Linked DNA regions of Homo sapiens: regions 1, 3, 4 and 5 are each linked to region 2. A link is a loop called in an ENCODE intact Hi-C map of the cell type or tissue named here. Cell type or tissue: psoas muscle. All regions are shown on one strand.

The links. A loop is a pair of places that touch in the nucleus more often than their neighbours do. Peaks named below come from ENCODE experiments on the same cell type or tissue, not always from the same donor. Only the 100,000 strongest peaks of a DNase experiment are listed, where the experiment ranks them.
Region 1: it touches region 2 in a loop (3-fold over the local background); 3 of 110 quality-filtered maps call a loop at or near these places.
Region 3: a loop joins it to region 2, with 5 times the contacts of the local background. A loop is called at or near these places in 3 of 110 quality-filtered maps.
Region 4: a loop joins it to region 2, with 2.4 times the contacts of the local background. A loop is called at or near these places in 4 of 110 quality-filtered maps.
Region 5: a loop joins it to region 2, with 8 times the contacts of the local background. A loop is called at or near these places in 85 of 110 quality-filtered maps.

The regions. Positions count from the first base shown.
Region 1 is chr17:10,509,949-10,514,948 of GRCh38, forward strand. It overlaps MYH1 (myosin heavy chain 1), which reads right to left. Exons shown (of 40, transcript NM_005963.4): 6 at 4,920-4,947; 7 at 4,062-4,176; 8 at 3,873-3,965; 9 at 3,678-3,741; 10 at 2,919-3,017; 11 at 2,733-2,836; 12 at 2,460-2,598; 13 at 2,126-2,244; 14 at 1,891-2,040. The region is part of intron 2 of MYHAS (myosin heavy chain gene cluster antisense RNA); the gene reads left to right. Among named protein-coding and RNA genes, the nearest start is that of MYH1, 6.1 kb to the right of the region's middle. In psoas muscle, no CTCF peak of the experiment used is centred here; no DNase peak of the experiment used is centred here; H3K4me3 peaks cover 2,824 bases; H3K27ac peaks cover 4,211 bases.
Region 2 is chr17:10,613,952-10,618,951 of GRCh38, forward strand. All of the region lies in intron 10 of MYHAS (myosin heavy chain gene cluster antisense RNA), which reads left to right. Among named protein-coding and RNA genes, the nearest start is that of MYH3, 41 kb to the right of the region's middle. RefSeq lists enhancers at 3,527-4,027, 4,030-4,530, 4,531-5,000. In psoas muscle, CTCF peaks have their summits at 793 (motif pointing left), 2,739 (motif pointing right) and 4,351 (motif pointing left); DNase peaks (open chromatin) are centred at 390, 740, 2,750 and 4,350; H3K4me3 peaks cover 3,328 bases; H3K27ac peaks cover 4,835 bases.
Region 3 is chr17:10,499,552-10,504,551 of GRCh38, forward strand. MYH1 (myosin heavy chain 1) reads right to left here. Exons shown (of 40, transcript NM_005963.4): 23 at 3,455-3,697; 24 at 3,187-3,363; 25 at 2,215-2,360; 26 at 2,043-2,133; 27 at 1,559-1,948; 28 at 1,075-1,201. All of the region lies in intron 2 of MYHAS (myosin heavy chain gene cluster antisense RNA), which reads left to right. Among named protein-coding and RNA genes, the nearest start is that of MYH1, 16 kb to the right of the region's middle. In psoas muscle, no CTCF peak of the experiment used is centred here; no DNase peak of the experiment used is centred here.
Region 4 is chr17:10,541,165-10,546,164 of GRCh38, forward strand. MYH2 (myosin heavy chain 2) reads right to left here. Exons shown (of 40, transcript NM_017534.6): 5 at 4,182-4,338; 6 at 2,936-2,963; 7 at 2,738-2,852; 8 at 2,547-2,639; 9 at 1,934-1,997; 10 at 1,711-1,809. All of the region lies in intron 2 of MYHAS (myosin heavy chain gene cluster antisense RNA), which reads left to right. Among named protein-coding and RNA genes, the nearest start is that of MYH2, 6.0 kb to the right of the region's middle. RefSeq lists an enhancer at 1,775-2,974. In psoas muscle, a CTCF peak has its summit at 2,635; a DNase peak (open chromatin) is centred at 4,257; H3K4me3 peaks cover 5,000 bases; H3K27ac peaks cover 5,000 bases.
Region 5 is chr17:10,325,587-10,330,586 of GRCh38, forward strand. MYH13 (myosin heavy chain 13) reads right to left here. Exons shown (of 41, transcript NM_003802.3): 21 at 4,801-4,937; 22 at 2,280-2,535. The region is part of intron 4 of LOC107985004 (a long non-coding RNA gene); the gene reads left to right. Among named protein-coding and RNA genes, the nearest start is that of MYH13, 45 kb to the right of the region's middle. RefSeq lists a silencer at 3,106-3,324. In psoas muscle, a CTCF peak has its summit at 2,175 (motif pointing right); a DNase peak (open chromatin) is centred at 2,175.

The DNA.
Region 1 (5,000 bases), 100 kb before region 2:
TTCTCACATATAAGTGGGAGCTAAATGATGAGAACACATGGACACATAGAGGGAAACAGCACACACTGGGGCCTATTGGAGGGTGGAGAGTGGGAGGAGGGAGGGGATCAGAAAAAATAACTTATGGGTACTAGGCTTCATACGTGGGCGACACAGCTTACCTATGTCGCAAACCTTCACATGGACCCCTGAACTTAAAAGTTTTTTTTTTAAAAGTTGTTTGGTTTTTATAGTATTTGTTTTTGTTAGTCAGAGGTTTCTTAATGATTATGATTATGTTGTAAACTAGCTAAATTTGCTAGATCTGAGCCATTATGGTCTGTATGTTGTCCTTAATAATAAAAATTCAACAGCTAATATTTGGTGAACATTTACTCTACAGTAGACACTATGCTGAGTGCCTTGTATAAGTTACTGCATTTAATCCTCACAGCTACCTTTGTAGGTGGTATCATTTGCTCATTTCATGGGTGAGGAAACACTATTAGGGAGGCTAAGTAACTTGTGTAAGACCATGGTAGTAAGGGTCATGGCAGGAACCCCAACATTTTGATGCCAGAGCCAGTGTTTGTAACTACTCCTAGAACTTGAGTAGACCTGCCCTGCTTTATTATTCGGGACACCTACATAGAAACACAATTGAGGATGCCCTTGTTTAAGGGCATTATCACCATACACAAAAGTCAAAGGAATTCTATGAGGGGGATGAATCTGGCAAGCATATGCGAAGTGCCAGAAGCCAGTCACAAAGACCACATATTATCCGATTCCATTATAAGACATGTCCAGAACAGCCAAAACCAGAGACAGAAAGTAGATTAGGGGTTTCTGTGGCCTAGGGGGAGGACAAAATAGAATTTCCTGTTGGGATGATGAAAATGTTCTGAAATTGTTATGATGATAGCATGTACCTGTGAATATACTAAAAACCATTGAATTTTATACTTTAAATAGGTGAATTGTATGATATGTTAATTATATCTCGATAAAGCTGTTACTTCAAAAAAAAAAAAAGAAGCAGCTCAAAATGATTGCAAGTACCCTGTCATTAGTTCTCTTATTTTAAAAAGTGTGGATTGCTTTTTCTGTTCCTGCTTGATGACAGATTATTCCTTTCTTTCCACGTTGGCTTGGAAATGTCTGGAAGTGCTTCCGTTTCTAAAATTTCATCCAGTTTCAATCAGTCCGTACACAGATAAAAGTTTAGAATTGGGACCTCTAAATGAGACACATCCGAGATACTGCTGTCAAGTGGAGGACTGCAGTAGCCCTATTTCCTAAGCTGTGTAGCAGGTATTCTTCCTTAGGCAGACAAATTTGAGTTTATTTACGATGCCATTTCTATACTCAATACCTGGGTATTGCAGAGGTTATCCTAATAATTAAACACATTTCATTTCTCGGCAAACAGAATCTCAAAGTCTTTCTTTTAAAGACTTTGTCTTCTCCACTGCTATCTTTGATTCTATTGTTGCCCTCAGTATCTTACTGTTTACTGAGTGCTGCCTGCATGCTTGGGGACTGTGTTAAGGGCTGAAAATTCAGAAATCTTGAAACTAGCAGACAGATCTCAGAAGTGAATCTGTGATCTGGAATGTTAAGTGCTTTACCTACAGGTCCTAGTTGAATTTGCCCAATGATCAATCAGGTACAATTCTCATTATTACACAGCTAGTAATTGGCAGAGCAGGAGTTTGAATCCAGGTCTGTCTCATTCCAAAGTTCACTTCCTTTCACGGTCTTTTGGTGCTCTTTCATGTGTCAGTTAAGTTTAAAGTGCAGCTATTTTTCATAGACCCTTTCCATAAGTGACTACAGGCATGCTATATGACTGCAGCAACAAGCTTGCTTGTTGGAAACTTTTTTGGTACAATTTTTCTGCTAACTCACATCAAAGATCTCAAAGCCAGCAATGTCCAAGACCCCAATGAAGTACTGCCTGGGCTGCTTGGTGTCCAGCTGCTGGTTGATGCGGGTGACCATCCACAAGAACATCTTATCGTAGACAGCTTTGGCCAGAGCACCCACTGCATTGTACACCTTCACAGATAAAGTTTGTTGGTGTTATTAAAGACATGTCATGAAGGCCTGGGATGTGTGTGATTCATTGAGGTCATGCACTTACCTGCTGCACAGTTTGACCTTTGGTGACATACTCATTGCCGACCTTGACCCTAGGGTAGCAGAGGGCTTTGAGCAGATCTGCAGAGTTCAGATTTTGGAGATAGGCTGCCTTGTCAGCAACTGCAGAAACATAATTCAGATACCTAATATGACTTACTCTGGGACCCACAGTTCAAAGGGGCATAGTATTGAGTAAATAACTTTGTAGAAAGTCTGTGTGTGGGTACATCTGAGTATGTCCATCAGGAGCTCAGCTGTAAAGAAGACTTGAATTTTGGAATGGACATTTTTGCCTATATTCTCTCATTAAACCCAGATGGAGATTCATTTGGTACCTTCAGTGCCATCTGGCTCAGCTTGCTCCTCACGCTGCTTTTGCTTGAATTTCATGTTCCCATAATGCATCACAGCCCCTGTGAGCTTATAGATGGACACTCTTTCATCTGAAGTAAAGCCCAGAATTTCAATGGCACTCTACCATGAGAGATGAGAAGACAAAGATTAGGGCACAAGAGAATTTATACTGTATCTTTTACACACATATAGATGGCTGTTATTGCCATTCCCATGCATAATGGATTTTAAATTAAAATTCATGTATAACTTACATCTGTAGCCATCAACTCTTCTTGGTCATCAATGCTGGGCACTGTGATCTCCCCTTGACTGACGAAGGCATAATCGTATGGGTTGGTGGTGATCAGGAGCATTTCTGGGTCACAGAATTCAGGGCATATGTTTTACATTAGAAGATAGTACAGTGACAATCTTCTAGCTATGAATTTATTTCTTACCAATTAGATCTGGCTTCTTGTTAGACATGATCTGATAAAAAATATGATAGCTTCTTTCAGCCTTTAGCTGGAAAGTAACTCTAGACTTCTCCAGAAGATCTGCAACGGATAGTAGACATCAGATTATGGGGAAAAATTACACAATGTCCTGGAGTGATTTGAGGACTTGGGATCATTAGCTAAATCTCACTGGCCTCTTGAGATTTCAACTGAATGTTCCTGTGAAGTACCACATATTATGTCTCTACAAACACTATTGCAGTTCCTCCTGCCTCCTGGGAAAAAAGTGAAATATGCTTGGCTCAAGATATTCACTTCTCATACAGAAGATCCTTGACATTTGGAATATAATTGAGTCCTGAGACTCCCTCTGCAGGGTCCTGTCGCCATATAATAGAGGGACTACTAAAAGCAACAGTATTAAAGCTCAGACTAGGAATAAATCACATATCCTCAATCCCTGGACAACTTGTTTACTTCTAGTGTTAGTTTTTTCTTAAAAAAAAAATTGAAATCATTCTGAGGCTGGAATACTTTGGACATGCCCAGCAGTTCCTGGCAGTTCCCACAGAAGCATTACCTCATGACTGGAGTGGGTAAAGCATACTGTGGGCTATGGATAAGACTGACATTAACCACAAGCATGTTTGGCAGCAGACTGGTGCTTTACAAGCTCCATGTTCAGCAGGAGCTGCAAAGTGTTCCTCCAAACCAATATTTGTCATTCTTGGATTCTATTTAGGAGGTCCTGTTACTCACATGTTTCAATATCAGCAGAAGCCAGTTTCCCTGTGGTACCGAAGTGGATCCTGATGAATTTACCCTTGTAAGTAAAAAAAATGATGTTATACCCAAAGCTTGAAGTACGTAGTGGGGATGCCACTGAAATAATTCAGACATGCTTTCTCTGGCATCTAAAGGCAGAGAAGACCCTTTGGCAACCAAGAGACTTACAAAGCGAGAGGAGTTGTCATTCCTCACGGTCTTGGCGTTGCCAAAGGCCTCCAGTAGGGGGTTGGCACTGATGATTTGATCTTCCAGAGTCCCCTGCAAAGGCAAGAGCAGTCCTTGCATCTGGGGCTTGGGAATTTCCTACCTGAGAGTCCCGACAGAGCCTGGATTCTGACTAACAATCAGACTCACCTGCATTTTGCCAGAAGTAACTTCTTCCTTCTTCTTCTCCCCAGTAACTGCAATTGTTGCAAAGTACTGGATGACACGCTTGGTGTTCACAGTCTTCCCTGCGCCAGATTCTCCGCTGTCAAAGACCAAACGTATGAGAAATTAAGCACTGTGACAAATGAAACTACAACTACCTCATGGCTTTGTCTTTATATCTCTATTAGAGAGCCTTTTACATCTTTCTTTTCAGCCTACATATAGCTCGTATTATTTCTTTTGCTTTGCACTGGCAAGAAGTAGAAAAAATCAGTCATTGTTCATTTAACACGTATTTCTTGAGTGTTTATAATGTGTCAGCTTTTTTTCTGGGTGCTGAGGCCTGGGCTTGAGGGGTCTGAAAAGCAGCTACTCAGCACCTCTGTAGTGAATGGAACAATTAGTAGGAAACTCTATGAAACGTGCATGTGTTTTTCCATTTCCTCGGACTAGAGACATGGCTCAAGTTTGGTCTTTGAAGGAACAGACATTCTCTAAGTGGGCCTTAAAAATGAACCACTAGTAGTATTTCCAAACTGTTGTACCTTTTGAAGGCTGTATGCTGCTCATTGCACTATACTGGGTTCCAGCCCAGCTCATTTTACACTTTCTACACACCAAAAAGTTCTGTGGAACTTTCAAGACCAGCAAATGAGGTGATTTAGAACATTATTATTTTACATTCTAATGCAATGTAAACCTTATAATAAAGCTAAACCAATATCTAGTTCCAGGTTGATCATTCAGTGCTTTAGTAGAGAACATTAACTAATTTCTTTTTTTGGTTTGTCATTTTTCCAGTAAGAACAAACTGCCAATAAATCTCAGAATAGGAATACATACGTGATCAAGATAGACTGATTCTCCCGATCTAGAAGAAAAACAGTGGAAAATCAGCATATGTATCAGTTACACAAACAAAAC
Region 2 (5,000 bases):
TGGGTCAGACTCTTATGAGGGTTATTTGAGGTTAGATGAGTCAACTTGGCAGGGAGGGAGTGGTTACTGTTCTGAATTTGGCTAAGGGAGCATGGCAGGGTCCAACTACAGTATAGTATGGGAATTTCAGGTTGGGGGGCTTCTCATCTTATGCCTGTTGTCAGGGTAAGCCCGTAAGTGTGGGGGCACCCTTGCAGAGAGTAGCCCAGGTTCATTCTGAATTTGGAGAGACCAAGAAATTTCAGTCCGTGTCAGAGAAACTGATCCTTGGTTGGGCCTGACTTGGGCTGGGGAAGGGATGGCAAGTAGAACAGTGCTTGGCACATAGAGGTACCAGAAATATCTGCTGAATGACGGTGCCGCTGATGTCACTGAGCGGTCGGTAGCCACGGTCCGTCATGAGAGGCTGAGAGAGATTCTCAGGCCAGGCTTGGCGGGAAATGCTGTAATTTACGATTGCTCTGCCACAGGTGCAGGTGAGTGAGTGGAAGGGGCACGATGCAGGTGCAGGACCTGTGGTGGGACGTCAGAACTGGAGTCTGAATATGTTGCAGTGACCCTCAGTTGCAGACGGGAATCAGAGAAGAGTCTGGGCACATCCACTTTTGGATAACCTGACACTAAGGGATTCTGCTGAGCTCAGACCTGGGCAGATTAGCAGACAGGACACCCCCAGGCTCAGCCCAAGGTGGTTAGAATTGAGGCAGCCTCCACCGCAGCTACCCTGGTGGGCCTGCATTTGACAGACCATAAAGTGATTCCCCTCATAAGTGACCCAACCCTGCCTTCTGGTGGTCATTTCCATCAACTGCACCTGGGTTTAAAAGGACTGGTGTGGGAGCTCCTTTTCCTCACCACTCTCCTCAGCTCTCCTCAGCACTGGGGCTTTAGGACTAATTTTACTAACTCACATGAACCCAGTTCTGCTGTGATGTGAGTGTAATAAGCAGGAAAAGTCAATGTACTTCAAGACTCCATCTGGTTCCACCCATTGTCTGAGACAATTCAGTTATAGTTATAACATGTGACAGGCATCATGCAGGGCCTTGAATTTGCTTCGTAGCAGAAATCTTTTAAGGCAGGTACTATAATTATTCACGTTACCGAGGAGGAAACTGAGGCTCAGAGAGGCGCTGTTATTCTTGCTGCAAGACTATGACATTCAGCTGGGTGCGATGGCTCACACCTGTAATTCCAGCACTTTGGGAAGGTGACGGGGCAGGATTTCTGGAGCCCAGGAGTTTGAGACCAGCCTGGGCAACATAGTGATACCCTGTCTATACAAAAATTTTTTTTTAATTATCCAGACGTGGTGGCGAGTGCCTGTGGTCCCAGCTACTGGGGAGGCTGAAGCAGGAGGAACACTTGAGCCAGGGAGGTCTAGGCTGCAGTGAGCTGAGATGGCGCCACTGCACCACTGCACTCCAGCCTGGGTGAGAGTGAGACCCTGTCTCAGATAGATGGATAGGTAGGCAGATAGATAGATGATAGATAGATAGATAGATAGATAGATAGATAGATAGGTATGACATTCAGTTTTGGGTGCCACCAACCTGTTAACAATGGCACCTCCTCACCTTACCCCAGTCCATCCTTCAGACAGTGGAATTGAGGAGAATGGACAGGGAGGGGCACTTTCTATTTTATGTTTTACAAATGTATTTTTATAATGAGCATATATTATCTCTATAATTCTTTTTTAAATTGTAGACTAAATTCTGGGTGTCATCCCTGATGAAGGGATCTTGCCAGCCTAGGAAGGAGGAGGCAGGATACAGGAACTGGAGCTCCTTCACCTTGAGAGAACAGGGGTTCATAGGAGTATGGTGGCTGTCTAATGACCCTGGAAGATCCAAGAGAGCAGATTTATTCCGTGTGTGTCTCCAGCGCCCAGACCCAGGGTCAGGAGGTGGAGTTCTCAAAACGGGAGTTCAGCTGTGTGACAAAGCATCTTGCTAGCCAGGAGGGGCTGCCTTCTGCTGGAAAAAGTGGGATAACTTTGAAAGAACTTAAGCTGGAAGTTACTGGGATGTTTATACAGGAGAGTCAGTGGTGGGGAGAAGATTGGGGTTTAAAATATTAAAGCTATGGCAGGGTGCTGTGGCTCACGCCTGTAATCCCAGCACTTTGGGAGGCTTGAGGCTGGAGGAACGTTTGGGCCCAGGAGTTCAAGACCAGCCTGGGCAACGTAGTGAGACTCTGTCTCCACAAAAAAATTTTAAAAAGCATGGTGGTGTGCGGCCGAGCGCGGTGGCTCACGCCTGTAATCCCAGCACTTTGGGAGGCCAAGGCGGGCGGATCACGAGGTCAGGAGATCGAGACCATCCTGGCTAACACAGTGAAACCCCATCTCTACTAAAAATAATAATAAAAAAAATTAGCCGGGCATGGTGGCGGGCGCCTGTAGTCCCAGCTACTTGGGAGGCTGAGGCAGAAGAATGGCGTGAACCCGGGAGGCGGAGCTTGCAGTGAGCCAAGATGGCACCACTGCACTCCAGCCTGGGCGACAGAGACTCCGTCTCAAAAAAAAAACAACAAAGCAGAACAAACAAACAAACAAACATACAAACAAAAACATGGTGGCGTGCGCCTGTAGTCCCAGAGGCTGAGGCAGGAGGATCGCTTGAGCCTGGGAGGTTGAGGCTGCTGCGGGTCATGATTGCGCCCTACACTCCAGCAAAGCCTTTGATATTCCGGTCTCCCAGTCTGTGATCCTACCAGTGGGCTGCAGTACCCACTCCTGCCTCTAGGTGGCAGCCTTGGCTCTGTAAAACCCAGGTCTGTTTTTGGTGCCCTGGTTCCCACCCTTGGCTGGGTATTGTTTTCATCTGGAGATTTAGGGTATTGCAATCTACTGATGCCTGGGGCTGCACCTCCGGATATTCTGATTTAATTGGTCTCGGGTGGGACCTGGGAATTGGGAATTTTGAAAGCTCCTCAGGTGGCTCTAAGCCAAGGTTTGGAGTGACTGAGTGCTTAGACCCTGCCATTTCTGTGGGTTCGGTGAGCAGATTGTTTCATTTTATTTTCTTTCACTGTACTCTGCAGGGGGAGACTGGACCCATGGAGAGAAAGTAGGAGCATTAAAAGAGATGTCACCAGAAGCTACAAAACATACCAGCTCATTAAGATAGAGACAACAAAATAGGTCCCTCTAAAAATAGGAGAGAGAGAAGAAACAGGAGCTTAAACAGTGCCCATGAAGGAGTTACAGGCCTTTAACTCCCCCAGGAAGTGAATTTACTCCAGCCATGTAGAGGGCAGGGGAATGTTCCAGAAGGCAGGGTGACACGCTGGCCGGGGGCCAGAGACCTCTCTCTTTCTGGTAGCTTTAGCATGCGGCCAGGCAGTGGCAGTTCCGGAATTCAGGACTCTCTGGGGACCTGCGGGTATGGGCTGGCAGAAGGGGCTTCACAGGGAGAATAAGGGGCTTGCGGGGAGTTGGTTCCAGCCAGTGACAGTGAACTGACCCAGCCCAACACCTCTGTCCCTAGGCATGGTGGCTGCCCTCATATCTGCCCCAGCCCAGCACTGGGATCTCACAGAGAAAAAGGGCCTTCCGTAAAGGCAGAAAATAGCTATTGCCATAACTCTTCAAGATGCTGGGCCACAAACCACATTGCTGCGGCCCAAGCCCGGACTAGAGGGAGGCAAGTGAGGCACCCTCTTTGGCACAAAATCTAAGGGGACTGCAAAAAACCCTCATTAATCAAGGCCAGGTGCGGTGGCCCATGCCTGTAATCCCAGCACTTTGTGAGGCCGAGGCGGGTGGATCAGCTGAGGTCAGGAGTTCAAGACCAGCCTGGCCAACATGGTGAAACCCAGTCTCTAGTAAAAATACAAAAATTAGCTGGGCATGGTGCCGCGCACCTGTAATCCCAGCTACTAGGGAGGCTGAGGCAGGAAAATTGCTTGAACCCAGGAGGCGGAGCTTGCAGTGAGCCGAGATCGTGCCACTGCACTCCAGCCTGGGCGACAAAGTGAGACTCCAACTCAAAAAAAAAAAAAAAAAAAACCAAAAAAAAAAAAACCAGAAAAAGCTCAATAATCAAAATTAATCATATTGTATTGCAATACTTTTTAAAATCAAGGTTAGTGCAAAAAACACCCATGATTAACAAAATTTTAAATGAAGATGGGATGGGTGTTCCTGCCTTTATGAGCCTAAATGGCTTCTCTTGCCTTTACTCCTCTGTGGCACAGCACGGCTCTGGACTTCTGTAAGGGAGTCTTCTATTTTTCACCCACACCTTGCAGGAGCCACCAGTCAGCTTTGGCACCTCAAGAACTTTAGCACTCAGGGTGAGGCCAGGCTAGAGACCCTGATGCCTGGCAGAGCAGCAGTGCCACCTAGTGGCTCACGCCTATAATCCCAGCACTTTGGGAGGCTCTAGTGCCAAGGCATGAAGGGTGATGCCAGACAGAGCAACAGAGAGGGCCAGAAGCTGTCCGGAAGAGAGGGTTTTCCAGAGCACAGGAGCACGGGAGCCTCTGCATGGGCAGCTGCACGGGCGGAGCTGAGGTGGGGCAGCAGGGAGGCTGAATGAACAGATGAGGCAGGAGCAGGGAAGAGTCAGTGTTGCTGAGACTGATTTTTCCTGCAGGCAGAAAATTCCCATGCACAGTCTTAGCACCGCCACAGGCAGATGGGGTGACCTGGAAGCAGTCGCCCCTCCTTGTCCTCATCTATGAAACAGGAGGGTCAGCACAGACCGTCTGTCTCTGTGGCTTGCATATTCTTCAGAACTTGTGCCCAAGTTTCCATTTCCAGGGACGGGTGTGAGAAATCAGCTTCCGAGCGACAAAACAGTCTCCTGTTGGCAGCTCCAGGCCGCCCCCCCCCTTTGTTTTTTTTTTTTTTTTTTTGAGACGGAGTCTCGCTCTGTCGCCCAGGCTGGAGTGCAGTGGCGTGATCTCGGCTCACTGCAAGCTCCGCCTCCAGGGTTCACGCCATTCTCCTGCCTCAGCCTCCCGGTAGCTGGGACTACAGGCACGCGCCA
Region 3 (5,000 bases), 110 kb before region 2:
AAGATTTTTATATTAAGAAATGATTAAGTGGTCTCCCATCCCCAGAATGAATTGGTTTCTGGATAAGTACTTTCCAAACTAAATGGCATTTACACATGTCTTCAATTTTTTAAGCACCATAATGCAGAAAATGCACTACATTATGTTAGAAAGATAGTAAAACTTTTCCACACCATTTTTATACTAGTTATCTTGAACTTTATCTCTGGCATTTAATAAGAATTATAATAAATATTTATTCTGAACTTTGTTATAGAAAGAATAGTATTTGAATACCAAAAGTGTAGAGTGATTTTCCAACACTTTAACCTGCCTATTACTTTAATAGCCTAAATTACCCATAAAACAATTTCCATTTTGTTACCTCTACCTGGGGAGATACAACTCTGGTAGAAAGTTGGACACGTCAGTAGGAGGGGGAATAAATGCAGAGACTTTCCAATTTCTCTAATCAAAAATCTACAAATCTTACTTGAATGCTTCTCAGCTGGGTTGTGGTCTTGAATATTTCCCTACTTAACCGTGTTAGTTACCAGTAATTGGCAAGACTTCAGGAAAAAGACTGGAGTAAACATTCTTGGACAAGTTGCTTCATCACTACCATAATCCACTGTCTTTAAAATGGGGATAGTATTACACAGACTAATGAGGAAAATAAAGTAACACATAGCTTGCGAAAGCATTTTGAAAAGTGAAAAGAGGTACTGTAAGGATGCACTTTGTTTTTGATAACTTTTTGATTAAAGCCAAGTCTCCCTTAAAGTCTTCAAAAATAGAAGGGCCTGATTCTATTTATCTCTCTCTCTCTCTTTATATATATATATATATGTATGTATGGATATATATACAAATATATATATGGATATATATGTTTCATATATATACACATATATTTCTCTCGTATATATATGAAAGAAAGCAACCTCATGCCAGTGGTCAATAATGTGTTCATATTAGTGGGGATCTCCCAGGGAGGTAGTATATGACCTCAAGTAAATAAATGCAGAGTTTTTCAGTGGATTACACATGCAGGGTGAATTTGTCATTCAAGGTCAGTACTGGTACATGGCCCACCTGATTCTGTTTGCAGGCGCGCTCTCTGTGCTGTGAGGTCATTGATCAGCCGCTGCTGCTCCTCTTCCTTGGTCTTAATTTCACTCAGTTGATCTTCTAGAGCGCGGCACATCTTTTCAAGGTTTCCCTGCATTCAAAAAGTGGTAGAAGGCATCTCAAGTAAGTAGTTGGACCAAAGAAAGTTTCAGTAATCTAAACATTCCATATGAGCTGCAGTACTCATTTATTTTGAGAAGAAACTATCTTTACAAACAAAACCAGCAAAGGTCTTAGATAGTGAATGGAAAGACTAATAAGATACATAGTCCAAGCATACAGCCACTGAATTACTTGTTAATCTAACTACTTTACTAAGTTGTACTATACGTGATATGAGAAAAAGGGTGCCTGATTTAGTTCATGAGACGTTTTTGAGATACAAATCATATTTGTGCTAAAGGGAAAAACAAAAAACCAAATAATCAATGTGAAGTGTTGATTGTACCTTGGCTTTGGAGACAGTCTCCATGTTACTAGCAAGGTCATCGATCTCCATCTTCATCTCACTCTTCTCCTTCTCCAGCTTCTGCTTCACTCGCTGCAGGTTGTCAATCTGCTCCCCAAGCTCGGCCACACTATCTGCATGCTTCTTCCTCAGGGTGGCCGCCGTGGCTTCATGCTGTAGGGTGGCCTCCTCCAGGTCCCTGCGCATTTTCTGGAACTCAGCCTCCCGCTTCTTGTTCATCTCAATCTGGGCTGAGGTGGCCCCACCGGCTTCTTCCAGCCTCTCGCTGATCTCCTCCAGCTCCCGGGAGAGATCAGAGCGCTGCTTCTCTGCTTTGGCCCGGGAGGCCCGCTCTGCCTCGATTTCCTCCTCCAGCTCCTCAATGCGGGCCTGGGAATGGTGAAAAATATTAATACGAACTCAACTTCTTGGTGTCAGTAACTTTTCGATGTTAAATTAGCCTGGCGAAAATCATTTAACGTACTTGTAACTCCTTGATTTTCTTCTGCAGCTGCATACCAAGGGCTTGTTCATCTTCAATCTTGCTTTGCAGACCGCTCATTTCAAACTCTTTCCTATTAGAAAAGCCCTTTATGTCAGTCTCAGAAATATTAAGAGTAATTTCCCCACAAAACTGTTGACCTAAAACTGCTTACTTTTTAAGCTTTTCATCAAGTTGTTGTTTGTCATTTTCTATATCCATTGTGGATTCTTGAGCCAATTTTAGGTCTCCCTCTAGTTTTCTCTTTGCTCTTTCTAGATCCATCCGGATTTTCTTTTCTTGTTCCAAAGATCCTTCAAGCTAAAAGTTAATAATCCATGAATATGGTTCTTAGAATGGTAGCACCTTTTGTCCCAGATGAAATTTTTAAACATTATATCTATGCAGCAAACTATTTTTCTATGAATTAGGCAGATTTGTCCCATTGATTCCATTCTCCTTGGTATTTACCTAGTCGAAAAAGTCATCGTTTAAAAGGTAAAATGTGCCTCTTTGTCACGTTGTTACAATAAGTTACTAGTGAGACATTATGCCTTCTGCATCTCCCCACTGGAATCCAATACTTTTCCAGCTGGGATGGACACCATGCTAATACTTCCAAACCATGAACTTTTTTAACGCCTCCCTTACTCAGGCATTTTCAGTGGGTTCTCTATTAGATATCAGATCATGTTTAAAGCCAAATTTATCTTCCACATTCCTAATTCTGAGTGTCCTTTGTTTCTGTGAGAGAAAACCTTATTGATCATTACAACTTCTTTGCTGCTGCTATGCTGCCTTCTTAGAACACCCTCCCTCTTCTTTCTTTTTGCACATAGCCCCTTGTCTTTCAAGCCCAGCGAAAGACCTGTTTTGCTTGTATAGCTTTTCTTTGTGAACACATTAACCTTCCTTTCCATCAATTCTTTTTACCCGTATTGTCTATTATTCACAGTTAACTTTCTTTATTGATTTTAAAAACTTTATTGTGTGTACATCTTAGACCTTGTAATAGGGATGATGTTCCATATTCCTCATTCATAGGAGGCACTTGATAAGTACTCACTATATCATAACGACACAAACTTATGCTTACTTAGTTTGTTACAAAATTTAAAAAATCATTTTTATATAATGTTAGGCTTACATCATCCACTTGTTGTTCAAGTTTGATTTTAGCTTTGGTCAGGGTGTTGACTTTGTCCTCCTCTGCCTGCAGGTCATCCAGGGTCTGCTGGTGGGCCTCCTGGAGAGCCTTCTTCTCCTTGGTCAGCTTAGCAATGGTTTCATCCAGACCCGCCATCTCTTCTGTGAGGTTTTTCACCTACAAAGGTGAAGAAAGCAGCTTAGTTGCTCTAAAGCACCTTTGTTGGGTGGCAGAACCTCTATACAGTACTGTAGAATATGATTGATACCTTGTTTTCTGTGGCATGTTTCTCCTTCTCAACCTTGGCCAGTGTCAGCTCAAGGTCATCAATGTCTTTCTTGAGTTCTGAACATTCATCCTCCAGTTTCCTCTTCTTGGCTGTCAGCTCAGCATTGATCTCTTCCTCATCCTCAGCTCTCTCAGTCACCTCTTTGATTTTGGCTTCTAGCTGGATTTTGGTTTTGATTAGCTGGTCACACCTTTCCTCTGCATCAGCCAAGCTGTCAGCTTCCTGAGAAGAGGCAATAGATATTTTAGATTTTATGAAAATTCCTAGACATTTTCAGATTTTATTAATATTTTGAAACCAAACAAGTAAATTGTTTTAAGCCTTCAGGTTAATTTTTATTAGCTTTCTACCATTCAGTAAATATTGGGCACTTATGAGTCCGGTAATAAAAAAAGGAACTTAAGTCATAGTTCCTGGTGAAATTATGTTACAATTATATTTGTTATAACATATATAATATGTTGGTATATAATTTCGGGTCAGCCAATTTTCTTTATTTAATATTTATTTTCAGGAGCATTCAATATATGAAAAACCAATAGACAAAAGGATTGGGTTTCTAGCAGGTTGCTGGGAGAGAAGGGTACTATCAGAAAAGTGCCTTAACAGGAAGAAATGTCATCCAGTGACAGAGTAGACAAAGGGAATGGAACATGTTCAAGGTGATGCTTAGAGAAGTAGCAAGCATATTTCTCATAAGAAGAAATAGGAGTTGAGATAAACTGTGAGGGAAGGACCATGTCTCTCATTCAAACTTACATCCCTGTCCGGGACTTCACCCAATATTTATTAGTGGATAGTTGATAGAATATTGTTAAACAGAAGTTTTATAATACTATCCTCAAAGGAGAGGAGTATTCTTGGATAGATTATCTCCTGTTTCTTGAAGGCACGATGAACCACTCCTCAATGTGGAAAACCCTGATCTATACAAAGTACAGGAAAGTCACAGTACCAACCTAGGTATTTGCAATTCATCATACTTTAGATTTTCTAAATATGTGTCCCAAACTTGTAGGCACAATGGGACTAGTCAATTCCCTTTCTGAATTCAGAGAACTGGGATGGTAACTTTTAATGTTTCTGCTGTTGGTTTTGGTGGCAGCAATTGAACTGTCTTGTTATTTGTGTTACAAAAATGGGTTAGATAGTGGCTTTTGATCAAATATTTCTCTCCAAGCCTCTGGATAGTTACTGGGACATTAGAATAAGAATATCAACCCTATCTCTCATACTTTGCATAAAAATAGACATTATCTGTGGAAGGCATTGCCATTATCCTTACAGAAAGCATTGCCATTATTCTTGCCATAATCCTACTCTTTCAGGTACTAAAAGTTTCTAAAAATAAAGTTGAGCACAAAGTTGCTCGGGGATTGTAGATACAAAACTCAGAATATTGATTTCAAGTTAATGTGTTTTCATCAAAGTCTCCTTCCTCTTCACTGACAATATTTTTCTTTTTCACAGCTCTTATTTGCATTTTTCAGTAGGGAGAATTTAGGGAGCAAAGCTCACTTTATTT
Region 4 (5,000 bases), 73 kb before region 2:
GGTGTTCAGGGAACAAGGGAGATAACCATTAGGTCTGGCTGCCTGAGAGCCGGGTGGAACACAGCCATATTTCTCTTCTTTCAAAAGCAAATAGAAGAAATATCGCTGAATTCTTTTTCTCAGCAAGGAACAGCCCTGAGAAAGAGTATGCGTTCCTAGGGGGAGGTCTCTAAAATGGCTGCTCTGGGAATGTTGTCTTTTACAGTTGTAGATAAGGGTTGAAATAAGCCTGGTCTCCTTTAGCGCTCCCAGGCCTATTAGGACAAGGAAATCCCGCCTAGTAAATTTTAATCAGACCGGTTGTCTGCTCTCAAACCCTGCCTCCTGATAAGATGTTATCAATGACAATGGGTGCCCAAAACTTTATTAGCAATTTTAATTTCACCCCAGTCCTGTGATCTCACCCTGCCTCCATTTGCCTTGTAATATTTTATTACCTTGTGAAGCATGTGATCTCTGTGACCCACACCCTATTCGTACACTCCCTCCCCTTTGAAAATCACTAATAAAAACTTGCTGGTTTTGTGGCTTGGGGGGCATCACAGAATCTGCCGACATGTGATGTCTCCCCCAGATACCCAGCTTTAAAATTTCTCTCTTTTGTACTCTTTCCCTTTATTTCTCAGACCAGCCAGCACTTAGGAAATAGAAAAGAACCTATGTGAAATAACATTGAATTATTGGGGGTGGGTTCCCCCGATATCACATGATGCTTTGTTGATGACTGATGGGCACTGGAGAGGCGTTTAAAGGATATTAGGCACCATCGCAAACACCTTGAAGTTGATGTCATGGTGCTCTTATAAATCCTTATTAAAAAATAAAATGGCCGGGCACAGTGTCTCATGCCCATAATCCCATCACTTTGAGAGGCCAAGGTGGCCAGATCACCTGAGGTCAGGAGTTCGAGACCAGCCTGGACAACATGGTGAAACCCCATCTCTACTAAAACACAAATATTAGCCAGGCATGGTGGCGCATGCCTGTAATCCCAGCTACTTGGGAGGCTGGGGCAGGGAGAATCGCTTGAACCTGGGAGGTGGAGGTAGCTGTGAGCTGAGATTTCGCCATTGCACTCTGGCCTGGGTGACAAAGTGAGACTCCATCTCAACAAACAAACAAACAAACAAACAAAACTATTGTAATCCAAAGAGGATAATCACATAATGGGAAAAGTTGTATCACTATAGTGTTGATTATATACAATCCAGAATTGGAAATAATCTATCTGTAAAGAGGGTATGGTTAAGTAATTTGTGCTTATTTCTAGAATAGAACACTATGCAACCATTGGAAATAATGATGTGGAGCTATATTTAGTGACATGGAAAAAGCTATGATACATAATTGCTCAGTAAAAAAGTAGATTACAGGAGAGCATGTAACCATGATTTCAGTTATGAAAATTGTATGTATGTATCTATATGTAGAGATATGTATACAGAAAATGACTAGAGAGATATTCATCCAAGTGTTCATGGTGGTTATTTCATAGTAGTAGGAATTAGAGATGTTATTTTCAGTTTTCCTTTTGATTTCCTTTGAATTTTTCTAATGAGCACATATAAATTTTTACCAAACTCACAAAGCTATTTATAAAATAAAAAGGCACATAAACTTGACAAAATTCAGTCATAGAATACTAGGTTGGACTGTGCATTGATAGGTACTGATGCAGTAATTCTGGAAAAGAATTATGACATTTCTTACCAATAAGTTCTGGTTTCTTATTCGATGTAATCTGGTAAAAAATATGATAACTTCTCTCAGCCTTAAGCTGGAAAACAACTCTAGACTTCTCTAGCAGATCTGGAAGGAAACAAATAACACATAAGAAAATTGTAAAAATTCATGTGACATGCGAATTTGATTTTTGGTCAGTTTTTTAGGTCATATGAATCAGAAATGATTTTAAAGATATCTGAACACTTACATGTTTCAATATCAGCAGATGCCAGTTTTCCAGTAGTGCCAAAGTGGATTCTGATGAATTTACCCTTGAAATAAAAGCTAATATTACTACCTTTTTTTTATATAATATTAAATCTTTGAGAAATTCCAAACATTTGATGCTGGTACTTTAATATTAAATCAATTCAGAGAGTATTTGCATCAGGTAGAAAAAGGTGTATCTCCTATTTTATAAGTAGAAGAGTTTTATCTTTGATTTAAAAATTGTAAATATTTCTTAAGTATGTGAAGTAATGGATATGTTAATTAGCATGTTAATCATTCCATAATATACACATAACATATATCAAAACATCACATTGTATTTCGTAAGTACAATTATTATTTGTAAATTAAAAATAAAAATTTTAAAATTGTGAGTAAGTGTAGATCATGACAGATAAGAAAGAACTCAGGAAAAAGGCCATATATCCTTCAAGATGGGGCTTTGATCTATGTTATTACATGCTCAGAGGAAAAGGAAAGAACAATGATGTAATAGAATGGGAATGAAAAAGATTCAGAGAATGTAATTACAAACATCTCATAAATTTTGACCAGTGAACAGCATCTATTAGCGTGTCCAAGAGACTTACAAAGCGAGAGGAGTTGTCATTCCTCACGGTCTTGGCGTTGCCAAAGGCCTCCAGTAGGGGGTTGGCACTGATGATTTGATCTTCCAGAGTCCCCTGCAAAGGCAAGAGCAGTCCTTGCATCTGGGGCTTGGGAATTTCCTACCTGAGAGTCCCGACAGAGTCTGGATTCTGACTGTGACAATCAGACTCACCTGTATTTTGCCAGAAGTAATTTCTTCCTTCTTCTTCTCACCAGTAACTGCAATTGTTGCAAAGTACTGGATGACACGCTTGGTGTTCACAGTCTTCCCTGCACCAGATTCTCCACTGTCAAATCAAAACTCAATCAGATGTGGTCTCAAACCTAGCAGCTATCACAGCCATGTAAAGAAAGCATAAAATCTACTTACGTGATCAGGATTGACTGATTCTCTCGGTCTACAAAAGAAATTATAGACATTTAATACTGTTTTCTTACATATTTGTAAATGATAAGTAAAGTAAAATGGAATGAACTTAGTATTATTCAGTCTGGACTTTGCAACCTTTAGGGCTTGGCAGGCTTTAGACCTACCACTTTCTCCCTCCCCAACTTTAGCACACATCCACCCATTTAAACAGAACACCACTACTTTTATTGGTTTTATATTCAAATCTTCCAAGAAATATTTCCTTCGAGGAAAAAAATTCTAAGATGAAGGAAAATGTTTGAATGCCACTCTATAAGTGATGACCACGTGGCTGTGTATTCCTGAAGCACCAGACTTTTTCTTTTTAATACTCTATCACTAAATAAACACCAAAAGTAGACTTGGCTCTTTGGTTAGGTTTAGTTGATGATTTAAGTTAGGGACATATATATTGTGGGTGCAAGGCGTAATGAAGAATGAGCATTAGAGATATTTTTAATGTGTGAAAAGGAGTAAGTACAGTAAAGGTGATAGTTTTAGAAATACGGCTTTGGTCATATTTTTAGGAAAAGGTAAAATTTTGTTTTGATGTTTTACTGTCTCTGAAGAGGAATTCTCTAAGCCCCTTCTCAAGGTGCCACAAGTAGTTTAGATTGGTCTAGCCAAGACAATATTGTAGGAAGCAGATTCAACATCTAACTGTTTTAATACCAAATACACCTTAAATCTGGAGCCTGTTCAGGTTGGTTCTGGGCAAAGGGCGATAGCATTGTGCCGTCCTTCATATAGAGAGACTGTTTAATCTGTCACAATTTAGGATGCTGAGGCTGAAACTACAGAGACAAGTTTTACTCTTCCATTTTTTGGCTCATAGTAACGGAGACACAGTTTGTATGTGTGATTGTGCGTGCATGAGTGTGTGTGTGTGTGTGTATATATACATACACAGAAATATTTGTATTTTTGCTCATATTTATTTGAGTTTCTGAGTCATTCAAAAGTATACTAACTAACCATGGCCAGCCTCTGTTGAACTTTTCAAAATTTAAGAGATCATTAGCAATTATGTAATATTACGCATTACAAATCAGCCTTTCTCCCCTTCCTGGACCTTCTCCTTCATAAATACACCAGCCTCAACTAAAAGGGACGATCTCAAGGAATGTGTTGAGATTGCCTCGAGTCTCTTTCTCCTATGGTTCTGCTCTAAAGGTTTACGCACTTGCAAAGCATTCGGCTCACTCACCAGTCAGCATGAACTGATAGGCGTTGTCAGAGATGGAGAAGATGTGGGGCGGGGCCTCCTGGCGCTTTTTGCCTCGGTAGGCTGTCACCACCTCGGGCTTATACACAGGCAGCCACTTGTAGGGGTTGACAGTGACACAGAAGAGACCTGAATAGGTCTATGAGAAGGAAAAAGAATAAGTACCCAAAGACCTTTCCTGTTATTTGTGAAATTAACTTATTAATTGAATGTTTTTTTGAGACAGGGTCTTGCTCTGTCACCCAGGCTGGAGTGCAGTGGTGCTACCTCAGCTCACTGCAGCCCCAACCTCCCGGGCTCAAGCAATCCTCCCACCTCACCCTTCCAAGTAGCTGGTACTACAGGCATGCATCACCATGCCCAGCTAATTTTGTACGTGCTTTTTGTAGAGCTAAAGTCTCACTTTGTTGCCCAGGCTGGTCTGGAAATTAATTGAATTTTAACAAAAAGGAGCACTTTAAGTGAGTACTCTTATTTCTTCAAGGCATCAGCTTGAAAACTAGTTGGCAAGTTCAACAATGTGATAGCAGAATCCTGAGGGAAGTGACTACAATTCAGCTTTCTTATTGCTCTCCTCAGGGCTTTTCACAGTGATTTTTACATAGCAGAAGAAGAAGTACATGTTATTAAACACATGTGCTATGAAACTTTTATTGTTTTATGGAAATGGTTTATATTTTCTTTGCAGCATTAAGATAATTCAAATTTATGAGAACATAAATTTGGACATAAGCTAAGTGGCCAACAGTAAGGGAATGGTTAGGTGAACTATGGTAAATCTTCTAAGACAATTTGATGCAG
Region 5 (5,000 bases), 290 kb before region 2:
AAGATGCTGCAGTGAGTCTCTTGGACAGACCAAGATCAGCTACTTCTGTTCTAAATCGGGCTATATCTTCCCATATAAGAATATTTATTTATATATTTGTTTATTTATTGAGACGGAGTCTCACTCTGTTGCCAGGCTGGAGTGCAGTGGCGCGATCTCGGCTCACTGCAACCTCTGCCTCCTGGGTTCAAGTGATTCTCCTGCCTCAGCCTCCTGAGTAGCTGGGACTACAGGTGCCCACCACCATGCCCAGCTAATTTTTGTATTTTTAGAAGAGAGGGGGTTTCACCATGTTGGCCAGGATGGTTTCGATCTCTTGATCTCATGATCCGCCCGCCTCGGCCTCCCAAAGTGCTGGGATTACAGGCGTGAGCCACCACGCCCGGCCCATATAAGAGTATTTTAAGACACACACTGCAGGGTAATGCATGGGAGGAGACTGGCAAGCCTGCATGCTAATGTTTGCTGAACATCTATAAACATGAGCTGTGTGCCAGGCATTTTACAGGCATTAACCACTCTGATTTTTCAATAGCTGGATGAGGTGAGTACTCTGACTATGCCCATTTTACAGACGAGATAACAGAAGCACAAAGAGGATATGTAGCTCATCCAAGGTCACACAGCTATCAGGTGGAGCATCTGGGATAGAAACCCAGTTATCTTGTTCCAAGAGCTGTTCTCTTGTCCGCTGTACCTGGGAAAGTGCTCCTATTAACTCACTATAGTGATTGGGAAAGTGAAAAGGGGAGCGGAAAATGCTCTGTATAAAAACAAAAGGTAAAAGTATTTGGGGATTTATTAAAAAGGGAAAATTATAAATGCCTTCACTCTGTGAAAGAGACAATTATACTGCCCCATTTCTTTTCTTTTTCTTTCTTTCTTTCTTTTTTCTTTTTTTTTGAGACGGAGTCTTGCTCTGTTGCCAGGCTGGAGTGCAGTGGCACGATCTCGGCTCACTGCAACCTCCACCTCCTGGGTTCAAGTGATTCTCCTGCCTCAGCCTCCTGAGTAGCTGGCACTACCAGCGTGTGCCACCACACCTGGCTAATTTTTTTTTTTTTGTATTTTTAGTAGAGACGGAGTTTCACCATGTTAGCCAAGATGGCCTTAATCTCCTGACCTTGTGATCTGCCCGCCTCGGTCTCCCACAGTGCTGGGATTACAGGTGTGAGCCACCGCGTCCAGCCTATACTGCCCCATTTCTTTGATAAAACTATGTATCTTTAAAGCACTTTTTTTTTTTGAGATCGGGGTCTCACTGTGTTGCCCAGGCTGGAGTGCAGTGGCATGTTCTCAGCTCACTGCAACCTCGACTACCTGGGCTCAGGTGATTCTCCCACCTCAGCCTTCTGAGTATCTTGGACTAGAGACATGCACCACCATGCCTACTAGTTTTTTTTTTTTTTTTTTTTTTTTTTTTTTTTTTTTTTGAGACGGAGTCTCGCTCTGTCGCCCAGGCTGGAGTGCAGTGGCGCGATCTCAGCTCACTGCAAGCTCCGCCTCCCAGGTTCACGCCATTCTCCTGCCTCAGCCTCCCAAGTAGCTGGGACTACAGGCGCCCGCCACTACGCCCGGCTAATTTTTTGTATTTTTAGTAGAGACGGGGTTTCACCGTTTTAGCCGGGATGGTCTCGATCTCCTGACCTCGTGATCCTCCCGCCTCGGCCTCCCAAAGTGCTGGGATTACAGGCGTGAGCCACCGCGCCCGGCCGCCTGCTAGTTTTTAAAAATTTTTTTACAGAGATGGGGTTTTGCCATGATACCCAGGCTGGTCTTGAACTCCTGGGCTCAAGCGATCCTCCCACCTCAGCCTCCCAAAGTGTTGGGCTTACAGGCATGAGCTACCACGCCCGGCCTAAAGCACTTTTTACATATTATTGTAAATAATATATAGAAAATTACTCTTGCTACTTTGAATTGGGTTATTTAATTTTGATTATTTTTATTTTTATTGATTTTTAAAAGCTGTGGTGCATATACATATGACACATATATATCCCTCATGCCCACAGCAAAATATATCTAACTCTGCGATGACGGGGAGAAATCAGGGAGAGCACAAATTCTCTTTGCAGACATAATTTCCGGCATTCACTGCTTTGCTAAGCCCGGGACCAGGCATCCTTTTACGAGCAAGGTGGTGCTGCAATACTCCACATGACCACTGGGTGGCACCACTGTCTCTCGAATAGACACCTGATGGCGCCCTCAATGTTCCTCCCCCTTTTCTGTCCTCCAGAGTCTGTGTTTTGCGTTCTCAAGTAGAAGGTACTTACAGACTGGACCTGCAATTGGAGGTCATTCTTCTCCTGCAGGAGGGAGACCATTTTCTCCTCCAGCTCCTTCCGGCGAGCCTCAGATCGGGCCAGTTCTTCCTTGGTCCTCTCAAAGTCTTCCTTCATGGTGGCCATCTCCTTCTCGGCCTCTGCACTCTTCAGCAGGGGCTTGATTTTGAAGAACAGGTTCATCCAGGGCCAGTGCTTGACGTTCATAAAAGAGCGGATGTTGTACTGGATGCAGAAGATGGAGTCCCTGTACACCCATTAGGACTCAAATTAATAAATCCAGCAAGGTCTGGTCTCTGCACCCCCAACCTGTCCCCGACGGACCCCATCCTCCGTCTTTCTCGGTTAGGTGGGAAGGAGGTGCAGCCAAGCTTGGCAGATCCTCTGGATCCAGAGTAGGTCTGCAAATGAGGGGCAGAGGAAACAGAGGTACGTGCACAGGTTGGAAGGTAGGAGAGGGCGTGGAGCTACCTGCGGGCTCCTGGTCACCTGGCTGCCCTTCCCACCACCCTACTGAGAGTGCCCTGCCTGAGGGCGTCCGTGACCTCCTAATGCTCAATGCAAGGAATAGCTTTCATTCCTATTCTATTGGGTCTTTCTCCCATGTTTGATGTATTAATCAGCTCTTAACTTTTGAAACTTTCTCTGCCTTAAATTCCATCCACATTTTCCCTGTTTCACTGCATTTTGCCATATGGGGTTCCTCTTCCTGCTGGAGAAACCCAGGACTTGTCCTTGGTCATTTCCCAGTCTCTTGCCCTGGTAGAGTTGATCTGTCTTCCCAATTTCTTTCTTTTCTATTCGTTTTTTTTTTTTTTTTTGAGATGGAGTCTTGCTCTGTTGCCCAAGCTAGAGTGCAATGGTGCAATCTCGGCTCACTGCAACCTCCGCCTCCTAGGTTCAAGCAATTCTTCTGGCTCAGCCTCCCAAGTAGCTGGGATTACAGGTATGCGCCACCACGCCTGGCTAATTTTTGTATTTTTAGTAAAGACTGGGTTTCACCATGTTGGTCAGGCTGGTCTTGAACTCCTGACCTCAGGTGATCTGCCCGCCTTGGCCTCCCAAAGTGCTAGGGTTACAAGCGTGAGCCACCACAACCAGCCTGTATTCCTAATTTCTGCTGCTGTTTTCATCCCAGTGTCACCCACATGATCTCCTCCCCTTCACCCTCCACAGCTTTATATTTACATAGCTTATGGATTCCTGAACACTGGCTTCTCTTTCCCTTCTTGAGATTCTTTTCATCTCCGTGCTGGCTTCCATGTGCTTCACCAAGCTCGATGCCTGGGAGTGATTCCTGACGCATACATGGTGGCGGTTCATTATGGCTCTGACAGTTAGAGCCACACAGGGGATCAGGGAACCAGGGAGAACAGGCTCCCTCCCACACTCCCCTCTCCCTCCAATCCCTGCAGGTGACTAGTCATCAATGCTGCTATTCCTTCTCTTGAATTATCAAAGGAAAAAGACTTAAACATTCCTTTAATCCATGCCCTCCTCTCTCACCCATCAACTATGTCCTACTTCAGGTCCTTGTCATCCCTTACTTGGACTTCTACCACACTGTGGCCTTGCCCCGTCATAGCCTTTGTGTTCACTCTCCTAGCTGCCAGAGTGATGCAATCCTACCCCTTGTCTCTGCACACACCTTCTACAGCTCTCCATCAATGACAGGGTGCAGCCTGGGTTTCTGAATGTGACACATAGGGACCTCCACTACCTGCCTCTTGCTCTCTATTCCAATGACAGCCACCTGCTTGTCGGGCTTCCTCCCAGACCACCCACTCTCAGGTTGTGTAGAGCTTGCTTCAGAAAGTGCTTTCGTCAGCTGGGCGCAGTGGCTTACGCCTGTAATCCCAGCAATGTGGGAGGCCAAGGCGGGCGGATCACCTGAGGTCAGGAGTTCAAGACCAGCCTGGCCAACATGGTGAAACCCCATCTCTAAAACAAAACAAAACAAACAAACAAAAAACAAAATAGCCGGGCGTGGTGGTGCATGCCTGTAATCCCAGCTACTAGGGAGGCTGAGGCGGGAGAATCGCTTGAACCTGGAAGCTGGAGATTGCAGTGAGCCGAGATTGTGCCACTGCACTCCAGCCTGGATGACAGAGCAAGACTCTGTCTAAAAAAAAAAAAAAAGGAAAAAAGAAAGTGCTTTCTTCTTGCTGACACCTTCATGCCAACTCCAACCCCCTAATCAGGCTGGGGGCTTATTCTTGCCAGTTCCCTATCCCCCGACTATAACTCGAACATTGAGCTTGTCACAGGCATTAAAACCAGCCATACATGCGTCTGCTTCCCACTCCTTTGTGACCCTGTGAGGGAGGGTTCATTTCTGTCTCCCCAGCGCCATGCAGAGCACCCAGCCCAGGATTGCCGCTCAGTAGATGTGGGTTAAACAAATGAAGGAAAGAGAGCAAGCACATGGAAATCCCAAGACTAAAAGCAGGAAGTGACAATCAGCTGCTAAGCAGAGAGGGCAGGATAAGGTGGAGGTGAGGGTCTGTGTCACCTCCTCTCCATCATCTTCTTGAACTCCACCCGCATCAGGTACCCCCTGCACACCGCCTGCGTGCTTGTCATCAGCGTCACCAGCTTCTCATCTCTCATCTCCTCCAAAAGTCCCAGGAGCCCAGCTTTGAAAAACACCTGCATTAAAAGACAGAGGAGCCTTGATCTTTTTCCCCAGCAGGCGTTCAGCCGGGCCCTTGA